Regions from separate parts of the Homo sapiens genome. Here region 2 is linked to region 1. The links are chromatin contacts, found by Hi-C in ENCODE. All regions are on one chromosome and are shown on one strand. Each heading gives the region's core, a stretch centred on a gene start or an enhancer-like site at or near the end of the contact. The rest is flanking DNA. Distances are from core to core; before and after follow the strand shown.

Region 1 (4,856 bases), core at 726-3,225:
GGGAAGAAAAGAGGTGCTGTGCCGCATGGTGCCATCAGGCATGAAGGAACCTCCCTGAGTCGAGAGGCTGCTGGTTGTCGGATCTCTGCTGCACAGCTCCATGTCTTTTGGGCTTCCTCTTTGCTCTGCACTGTGCACACTTCATCCTTTACTCTGACCCAGCCAACCCAGGAGACAGGCACTATCATTATGGTGTGCACACCAGAAGGGTCTGCAGACCCACTTTTGTATAAGGATGTCTCCTCCCTTACCACTGATCCACGTGGTAAGAGCACTGGGACCCTGGCAGCCAACAATGTGGTCAATGGATCAGGGTTGCACCTGAATCCATTCCTTGGAAATTCAGAATGGGACTATGATTCTGGACTCCAACTGACTGGTCCTTCGAATCAAAGGGATGGTGTGCAGGCCATTAGCTGCTACGTGGACTGGAGAGCAAAGACTAGTGAGGAAGGAAGAAAGAGAGAGACATAGAGATGAGAGAAGAGGAGAGAGAGAAAAAGAGAGAGAAGGAGAGAGAGAGAAAGCATGCAAAAGAGAGACCTGTTCTGGCCAGTTCCTGAGGCCCCACTACACCCTAACCCTTGGGTTTATGCAACTCTGCTACTCTTAAAGTAAATCCAACTTTTTAATGGTGCTCTCATGGGTTTCTGTTGGTTACAATTAAAAGCAGCTCAACTAATTTCTTCAATAAGCAAACTGCAAATGAAAAAAAAAAAAGAGGAAAGAGGGGAAAAGAAACTTGTCAAGAGAGGCTTAAGAGACACACCAGCTCGTTGCAATGTATGGGCTTTGATTCAGACAATTTTTTAAAATATTTTAAAAAATCATTGTATTCTGAAAGTTTGAAAACATAACTAAAATTCTTAAGAAAATATAAAATGCCAAAATTAGGGCAAGAAGAATTGGGAAATTTTAAATAAACCAATGAATGTTAAAAACAGCAACATAGAGACCTTGACTCAAATATTTCTGATCCCCATCTTGCAGCTGTGCTAACCAAGGCACAGAGACGTTAGGTTACCCATCGAAGAAATGAGAGCGAGGTTTGAACCCCAGGCCTGGCCCTAAAGCTCACATCCCTAACCATTACACAGTACTGTCCGTTGACCTCGTCCCTGACCAGGACACCAGATGTCACTCATAGCATGTCCCAGTAAACCACAAGGAAATCATTAGCAGAAGTATTCCAAGTCCTTCCAAATTAGGTCACCACCCCCTGCAATGCTGCCTGCCACCTTGGAGGGTCCCTCTGCAGATGGATGCGTGCTTTTGGTGGTTATTTGCAATTTCAAATATTTTAGTCAGTTCTTCCCTTCTGCAAGGGAAGAATCCTGTCTTCAAAGTCTAAATGCCATAAAAGGGCTTCCCTGCATAAACAAGCCTGCAGTGGGGGGAACTGGAATAGGAAACAACGTTTTTATCATAAGCTTGCCTGTATATTTTTTCTACCATAAGTATATATTTGATAAAAGTTTTATGTTTTATTTACAAAAAATTACTATGTACCCTGTACATAGTGCAGCATTTCTGATCTTCTGTCTTCAACACCAATCGGGGGAAATATTTACAAATGTTATATTTGACAAGAAAATTTTCTTTGTACAAAATGAGTGGGTATCTACAGTAGAACAAAATTGAAAATTACAACAGAAAAAAAGGCACATGGATTAAATTATTCTATGACAAATGATTTCCTTTCATTCTTCCTTCTACGTTTGTTGCATTTTTGATGGCTTAACACTATTTTGACCACATTGTGTGTGCACCAGTAAGGTATGCTGCATAGTGGACACAGCTGGCTGCCTGCCCAATATCTTTTCTCGCCTTTCCTGAATGGTAGCCGTTGTCACTGCTATTTATCTTGCTTCCTCTTCATCACTGCATGTTGAGCAGATAACTTGTCTTTTAGTTGATTAGCACAAGGAACCAGACACATTCAAACCTGGTGGGAAACTGGCACAGTCCTGCCCGATCCTGGACTTTGCACCCTAGCTGCAATAACATAATGAAACTTTGTAGCCCTCTCCCTTGGGAAGAAGGTGAGTCATGTCTGTGTATTGGAAAAGGGTATGTACAAATATCTTGGGAAGCTAATGGGGTGGACCGAGACAGATGCTGCTGGTTGCCTCCCCAATATCCATTTTCCCCTTCTTTCTAACAAACAGAATCCCAATTTCTTTCCTTTTCTTTTTCTTTTTTTTTTGAGATGGAGTCTCCCTCTGTCGCCCAGGCTGGAGTGCAGTGGTGCGATCTCAGCTCACTGCAACCTCCGCCTTCCGGATTCAAGCAATTCTCCTGCCTCAGCCTCCCAAGTAGCTGGGACTACAGGCGTGCACCATCACACCCAGCTAATTTTTTTTGTATTTTCAGTACAGACGGGGTTTCACTGTGTTAGCCAGGGTGGTCTTGATCTCCTGACTTCATGATCTGCCCACTCAGAACCCAATTTCAAGTTAGCAATCTTCCTGGTTTAAAAACAACCATTTCCCAGCCTTCTTGCACTCAGAGGTAGCCATGTAACAAAGTTTGGCCAAGGAGCTGGGAGTGGAACTCAGGGAGTAGGGGTTCCAGGAATGCTTTTTAAAAGGGGGCAGACAATGCTGGTGTGTGCCCCCGTTCCCATTCCTTTAATCTGCCTTCCCAAAACAAAGGTGCGAAGCTGGATTACACAACCGCCACTGCTAAGAATGACTGAGCAGTGAACAGAGGTAGCTGGTTCCTGAATGGCCCTACTGGGCCCCAGAACTGGGCCAGGCTGTCTCTCTCTGGGCTTATTTGTATATGATCAAGAAATCCTCTTTGATGAAGCCATTGTAAGTCAAGTTTTTGTTACTTGCAGGTGAACGATAAAATAGACATCCTTGTGTTATTACAAACCCATCATGTGTGACGGTAAACAGAATGCTTACTCAACCATATCCCAATTGTTGGATATTTCAGCTAGTTCCAATGTTTTTTTCCTGCTGCTATACATACTTCAGTAATAAGCATTTTATGCATAAATGCCTGTGGGTACTTGCAATTCTATAGCACTTTACAATCTGCAAAACTCTTCCAACTCCATTCTCTCATGAAGCCAGAGAAAAATAATTCAAGATAAGATGGCTCGGCAGACAAATAACAGGCAACAGGCTCTCTGGGATGTGTTCTTCCCTCTGTTATGTTGCCCCACATGTAACTTCTTCACAAAAAGCCATGCAGTGTTCATAAATATTGGCGGCTGAGCCAAAAGCAAGAAATGCAAAACAATTACACATCCTGAAGAGCTACAGAGCATGTCATCCAGGTTCTAAAACCCTGCAGATTAACTCTATTGGAGGTCACCCCGTTAAGTCAGGAAGCCTGTCTCTTACTTCAGGTACAAAGAATGAACGAATGCAGGGGACTAAGGCATAAACAAGGGCTCATGAATACTGTATATTGCTTGGGGCCTCTGAAAAACATAGGGGGACTGGCCCAAAGCCTCAAGATGATGAGCTACATGTTTGCATGTGGGAGCTGGGAGGGGAGGAGAATGGAAAGGACAAGCACTAGAAAAGGTGGCAAGGACTAGGAGATCTTGCAAAGGTATTAGGAGAGGGCTGGTTCTTAACGACAGTACAGGAAATCTGCTCCAGGGACCACCTGGAGCCAAACATCACCTCCTCTAACCTCTGGATTTCCTGAGTGCACTTTTTATTTCCCATGTGGTATGGAATACGCATTTGGCGTCTGCACTCAATGATCTCATGTGTGTGTGTAATGGGGGGTGGGTGTCGCAGGGCCAAAGGCAACGTCCATCTTCTTGGTTCTTAGACAATGATGATAAAACCACCACCCACCATCCTGCATTCTAAGAAAGCTTTGTGCCTCTGCATGTGATATTCATTTTGTGGATGGGATCCAATCATTCTGGCTGTGAATCGAATCCCATATTCTCACCGGCCAACCCTATAAAATCAGAGATGTAGTAAAAGGGACTCGTCTCCTAGTCAAGTGGTCTTTGCACTCTTTAAAACACATTTGTTCCCTACTTGTCCGATTCTGAATGTCTTCGATTGTATAAATACAATTCTTTTGTTACAGAACGAGGACGACCTAGCATCTGAATCAAAAAGGTCATTGTATACCCTTGAGTGTGAAAACTAGGAACCTGTATTTATTAAGTTCTGTGCATGGCTCTGGGCACTTGAGAGATAGGTATTATTATCTCTGTTTTGTAGAGGAGGAAACTGAGGCTCAGAAAGGTAAAGGAATTTTATGCTCAGGGTCACACACATAAAAATGATATTCTCAATGTCTTAGAAAGATTGGCTGTAATTCTGGGAACATGCAGTGTCACAGGGAGAATTGTGGGGCCTTTGCTGGTGAACAGCACCTCTTCCCATTGTTCAACTGTCTCTTTTGTTGGAGTGCTGGAGCTCCTCAGAGCCTAGTGGTTTTCTGAGACACATTCCCTTCCTTTTACTTATTCTCATAGCTCCAGGCACAGGTTCTAAACTTGGGTCCAAGGACCCGAGCCAGGCCTGGGGTCTCTTTATGCAGAGATGAGTTTTCTGCACTCAGCCCCCATGGAGGAGAAGGATTAGCGAGGCAAAGCCCAACTTGATTGAAAAATAACTTCCCTGCAGACCACTTTATGGCTCTGCGCCTCTTCCTTCCAGTCCTGCTGGGTCTGGGCCCAAGACCGTGGACTCGGGGTGGTCCTTCCTTCTCCAAGGGGCCGGAAATTACCAAAGGAGCAACAGGGGGTGCTGAGTGTGCCAGCTGAAGTCGGGCAGCAACTAATTAATGTTTTAAAAATTTAAAAACCAAAGCAACCAGGGGTCAAGTGCAGGCCCTCAGAACCAGGCTGCCTGGCCTCGACCATTTAC
Region 2 (4,856 bases), core at 945-3,444, 43 kb after region 1:
ATATTATGACCCCATCAGGCCAAAATCCCCACTGGCTGCCTTAGCCTACTGTGCCAGGTCTCCCATGGTCCTTTTGCTCAGGGGCCAGCTTGTCACCTCCCCCACCAGGGGGTTGGCCTCCTTGTGTGTAATCGCCACCTAAGACAGGTTTAAAGACATGCAAGAATCAAACACAATAGCTGAAGCCTATAACATTTCAAGGCAAAGTGTCCATTCTTTGGGGGATGTCTTTTGGGAATTCTATCTTCAAAATAATATAACCTTTAAAAAAGAAAAGCTCCTTAATCCTCACATGAAAGACAAATTGCCTCCAATCCAAGGCTGTTTCTCGTTGACACCTGCAGAGCCCTTCACAGTGTGCAAAGCCACTCAGGTGCAATGGGTCCTAGTGCTAAACCCTTACCATGATGCCCTGGGTCCGCCCCGCCCACTCTTCTTTCTTGGGTGGTGGTGCTTTGTGACTCTGTCACACTTTGACGCTCCCCCAAAGATGTCCAGATCCCAATCCCTGGAGTCTGTGTGTTGCCTTTATGTGGCAAAAACAGACTTTGCAGATGTGTTAAGGATCTTGAGATGGAGAAGTTTTCCCGTAGTCTCAGGGAGGGCCTTAAATGTAATCACAAGGGTCTTTATAAGAGGAAGACAGAGGGAGATGTGATCCAGAAGACAGAAGAGAAGAGACAGTTGATGGAAACAGAGTCAGAGAGAGTTGAGACGCTGCTGGCTTTGAAGATGGAGGAACAGGCCACAAGCCAACAAATATGAGGGCCCTCTAGAAACTAAAACAGGCAAGGCAACAGATTCTCTCCTGGGGCCTTCAGAAGGAACGCAGTATTACCAGTGCCTTGAATTTAGCCCAGTGAGACTGCCTCAGGTTTCTGACCTCCAGAACTGTGAGATGCCACATCTGCATTGCTTGTAAGTGCTCACTTTGTGTAAGTTTGTTACAGCAGCCCTAGGAAACCCACGGACCTCCTTATGGTGCTTTCAGCTCCCGAGCGTCAGAACAGCTTCTCAGTATTCCTATCCCCACCCTAGTGCTGTGGTATGCAGTAGGTGCTCAATGAATGCTGGTTCTATGAAGGGTGGTAGCCTAGGGATACCGACGCAGAATAACTAATAATACCAAGGACATGGAGCTCCTGTGCTTGCAGCAGAGATGACACAAACACGTGCTTGCCAGGAACGCAGCTGCTGATGCTGCTATGATTATTAATATCCTTCTAGGCACCTGCTGGGCTCCGAGCTGACCACGCTCTTCTGTCAAATTCTTAATTTCTTCCTCTCCCAAAGGGCAAGAACAATTTAAAAAGAAACCACCTTGGAAAAAGCTTTAGCTGGCCAGAGTGGAACCCGGGCTGTGACAGCGTCCCTGGTTACTGATGACAACATTCACCCACCCAGCTGAGCCTGGGCGTGAGCCTTCCTGTCTGCCTGGGGCTTGGCTCGCCATCCAGGAAACCACCTGTTGCAGGCGCCTGTGAAATGGGAGCCAGGCAGCCTAGCCATGGCGATGGCCTGTAAACAGATTTATCCCGCCCACATGGAGCCGCATCCCTGCAGCTCCTGCGTCTCGGGGCTGGCTAATACCTGGGACCGCATGCTGCCTGTGCCAAAAAAACCCAGACACACATCCTCCTGGAAATATCATTGGCCACAGGAGCTGTTTCTCATCCCCAGAGCTCCAGGTTGCAGGTGCGGCTGGGGATTATCACTTCTGCAAATAAACACCAAGCCCAGGTGAAAGCTCCAGGAGAGACGGAGTCAGACTGGCCCCAGCAAACCTCGCTGGGGAATGGGGAGCCCTGTCCTCCTCCTTAAAAGTGAGCTGAGCGTACGTTATTCAGAGCCCCATAGATAAATTCCCATAGCCTGTGACCCAATATTTCCACATCTAGGTATCTGTCCTCTAAGATCACCAGAAATGGGGACAAGAATGAACGTGCAAGGAGGTTCAGCAGGAGGTACCAAAAAGCATGCAAAGCTGGAGAAGCCGTGGATGGCCAACAGCAGTTAAGTCAGCCACAGAAAGAATGCGCATGCAGCCCCAAAAATGCTGGTTACCCAACATTTAAAACATGGGAAAATTCTGAGGTCAGAACACAAAGTGAAAAAAAATAGGATCCAAAATTATATACATGGTGGACTGAAATTGCTAATGGCAATGACAAGCATTTATTGAGAACTGACTGTGTTCCTGGCACTGTGCCAAGGGTTGACGTGTTCCCACGTCCTCATCTGGCCTCACTGCAAGCCCGAGAGGAAGGTCTGACTTTTGGGCCTATTTCACAGATAGGGGGACTGAGGCATGGAGAGAATTCAGCGGCTCACTCCACACAACTACACGTCCTTAACACCCTCTACACCATTTATGTTAAAACTCGACACATTCACAGGGAAAAAGCCCAAAAAGAAAATGCATCAAAAGGTAAATGGTAGTCATTTCTGGGTGGCATCATTTGGAACATTTTGTATTTTTCCATATTTTATACAGTGGACATGTACTACTTTTAAAACCAGAAACTATGCTATTTTTAAAAGTCTCCAGAGATTTCATAAGCTCCCCTAGGATGGTTTAAAATAACAACACAAACAAACACCAGTAATGAGATCTGCCCCCCAAGGGTCCCCCACCCCCACCCCCACCCCCACCTCCACCCCCTGCATCTTGGGTCACAGGCTCCATGGCCCTCCAGGAGGTGTAAGTAAAAGCCTTACTGTCTCCCTTATTGATTTTTGTCCTTCCTCTAAGAAATGTCCTTGAATTTAAATAACTTCAGGTCAAAAGCCTAAGCAAGCTCTGCCCTGCACACTCACGGGGACCGACGGTACCCTCTGACTTCACCTGCTCTGCAGATTCCCAGGCTGGTGGTAGGGGAGGGTGGGGACCATTATGCTTGTGCCCCCACTAAAAACACCAGCTTTCCCACGAGCTAGGATTTGCTGGGAGCTGGAGAGAAATCAGCATAGCCTGATTAAATTAACATGAACCAGCTCAGGGAGGGCGAGATGAAGCTCCAAAAGCGCAGGCCTGTGAGAGCACGGGTGCCCGGTGTGGGTCTGCTCCTCCAGGGACATGGCTAATTGCACCCCAGCACATCCAACCGGCCACAAACATGATCATCCAGGGGTAACCACGGAGCAGGAGAAAGAAGTGGGTAAGTGACACAGAGCAGAATGCAATTTTGCACATAGCCGTCCATGGCCATGAGAACCACTAGGAATGTATTTGGGAGATGGTTAGAAATAAAAAAATTAAAATGACAATAACTATGTCAGGGTAAATGAGATGGAAAATCCCTGCCCTCCCCTCCCTTCCCTCCTTCCCTCCCTCCTTCCCTCCCTTCTTCCCTCCTTCCCTCTCTCCTTCCTTCCCTCCCTCCCTCCTTCTTTCCCCCCCTTCCTTCCCTCCCTCCTTCCTTCTTTTCCTCCCTCCCTCCTTCCTTCCCTCCCTCCTTCCCTCCCTCCCTCCTTCTTTTCCTCCCTCCCTCCTTCCTTCCCTCCCTCCTTCCCTCCCTCCCTCCTTCCTTCCTTCCCTCCCTCCCTCCTTCTTTTCCTCCCTCCCTCCTTCCTTCCCTCCCTCCTTCCTTCCCTCCCTCCTTCCTTCCTTCCTTCTCTCAATACCTCCTTCCTCCCTTCCTCCCTATTTTCAAGTTTTCTCTGACTTGTTTTTAAATCAAATCAAATAACCATACATATCTTGAGGCCTCCCTAGGCAGTCTGTCAGCCTCTGATCTTCACTGTCATTCTCTATGGATTCAAGACCAGGAGAATGGGCTCTGTGCACCTGCTCCCAGCAGGCAGGAACGAGCTGCACAGACCCCAGCACTGGATAAGAAGGGCAGAGACATGTGGGTGTACTGCGCCCCCTGTCTCCCACCCACCCCCGCCCCGCAGCCCTCTCTGGCTTGTGAAATGGAAAAATAAATCTGAGGCAACAACACATCCCCTGGCTGAGCTGTCCTGTGAGGCTGAGAATGGGGTCCAGGCTCCTTCCTTTCCCAAGGGTCTCGGGACCATCACACAAACCTGCAGTCTCTAGAAACCAAGTCTGGTGTTGTTCTACGTGGTACGGAATGAGGCAACATGAAGTAGAAAACAAGGAAAAACTCCCTCCCACTCCCTCCTCAGTCTCTCACTTAGCGTTTTAGCTAAAACTTACCAAACGCCAGCAGGGAAGGTGCCAGCCCCACTGCCTGGCTGGAGGGTGACACCAAAGAGGAGGAGGAGGAGGAGGAGGCCAGAAGTCTGGCTGGAGGGCTTCCCCACTCCCCAGGCGAACCTCTTCCTACCTACCTCACCCTAAACAGCCAGGAGAGTGCGTGCAGTCAGCCTGCCTGCCAAAGAATGGGTGGGGGAGTGGGCTGGATTCACTTATATTTCCAGAAATATTTGCTAAGCACCTACTATGTGCCAGGGACTGGACAGACTACAAAGATGAGGAAAAGGCATGGCCCCTGCTTGCACGGGGAAGACAAAATTTAACCAAGAAAACAGAACAGCAGAATTACAGTTAAGATCGCTGCAATGAAGCAGGAAAAAGCTGGGTTTCAGGACACAATCTCTTAGGGCACCTCTGGAAGGAGAAGGGCTGGGGGCAGAACGTGTGCTTGTCTGGCATGCACGGGGCAGGCCTTGCACCCAGTCTGGGCCAAGAGGCATCCGCGGGGAAGGATCCTGTCCAACAGAAAGGCCCTGGAGACAGACCTGCATCCACATTCCGGCTCCCCCTCCCTCACCTGTCCCTTCCGAGTCACATGATCTTGGGAAGTTACCTCCTGGTCTCTACCTTGTAGAAAAGGGCACTTATTTTCAGGTGTGATGGTGAGGATTAGGATAAATCCCTGTGCTAGTCT

What was found. Hi-C counts contacts between places; a loop is a spot of excess contacts on that map. Pooled maps may share reads with other maps.
Region 2: a pooled map shows a loop between it and region 1 (4-fold over the local background). The contact joins two enhancer-like sites. A Hi-C loop is called at or near these places in 4 of 168 maps with a recorded cell type or tissue (dorsolateral prefrontal cortex, endothelial cell of hepatic sinusoid, heart left ventricle and 1 more) and 3 of 50 pooled maps.

What each region holds. Positions count from the first base shown.
Region 1 is chr14:95,247,404-95,252,259 of GRCh38, forward strand. All of the region lies in intron 1 of CLMN (calmin), which reads right to left. Among named protein-coding and RNA genes, the nearest start is that of CLMN, 70 kb to the right of the region's middle. Within about 2 kb of position 1,976, at least 10 of the 41 ENCODE cell types and tissues checked have a DNase peak (open chromatin) inside an H3K27ac peak, as active enhancers do.
Region 2 is chr14:95,289,802-95,294,657 of GRCh38, forward strand. The region is part of intron 1 of CLMN (calmin); the gene reads right to left. Among named protein-coding and RNA genes, the nearest start is that of CLMN, 28 kb to the right of the region's middle. Within about 2 kb of position 2,195, at least 22 of the 41 ENCODE cell types and tissues checked have a DNase peak (open chromatin) inside an H3K27ac peak, as active enhancers do.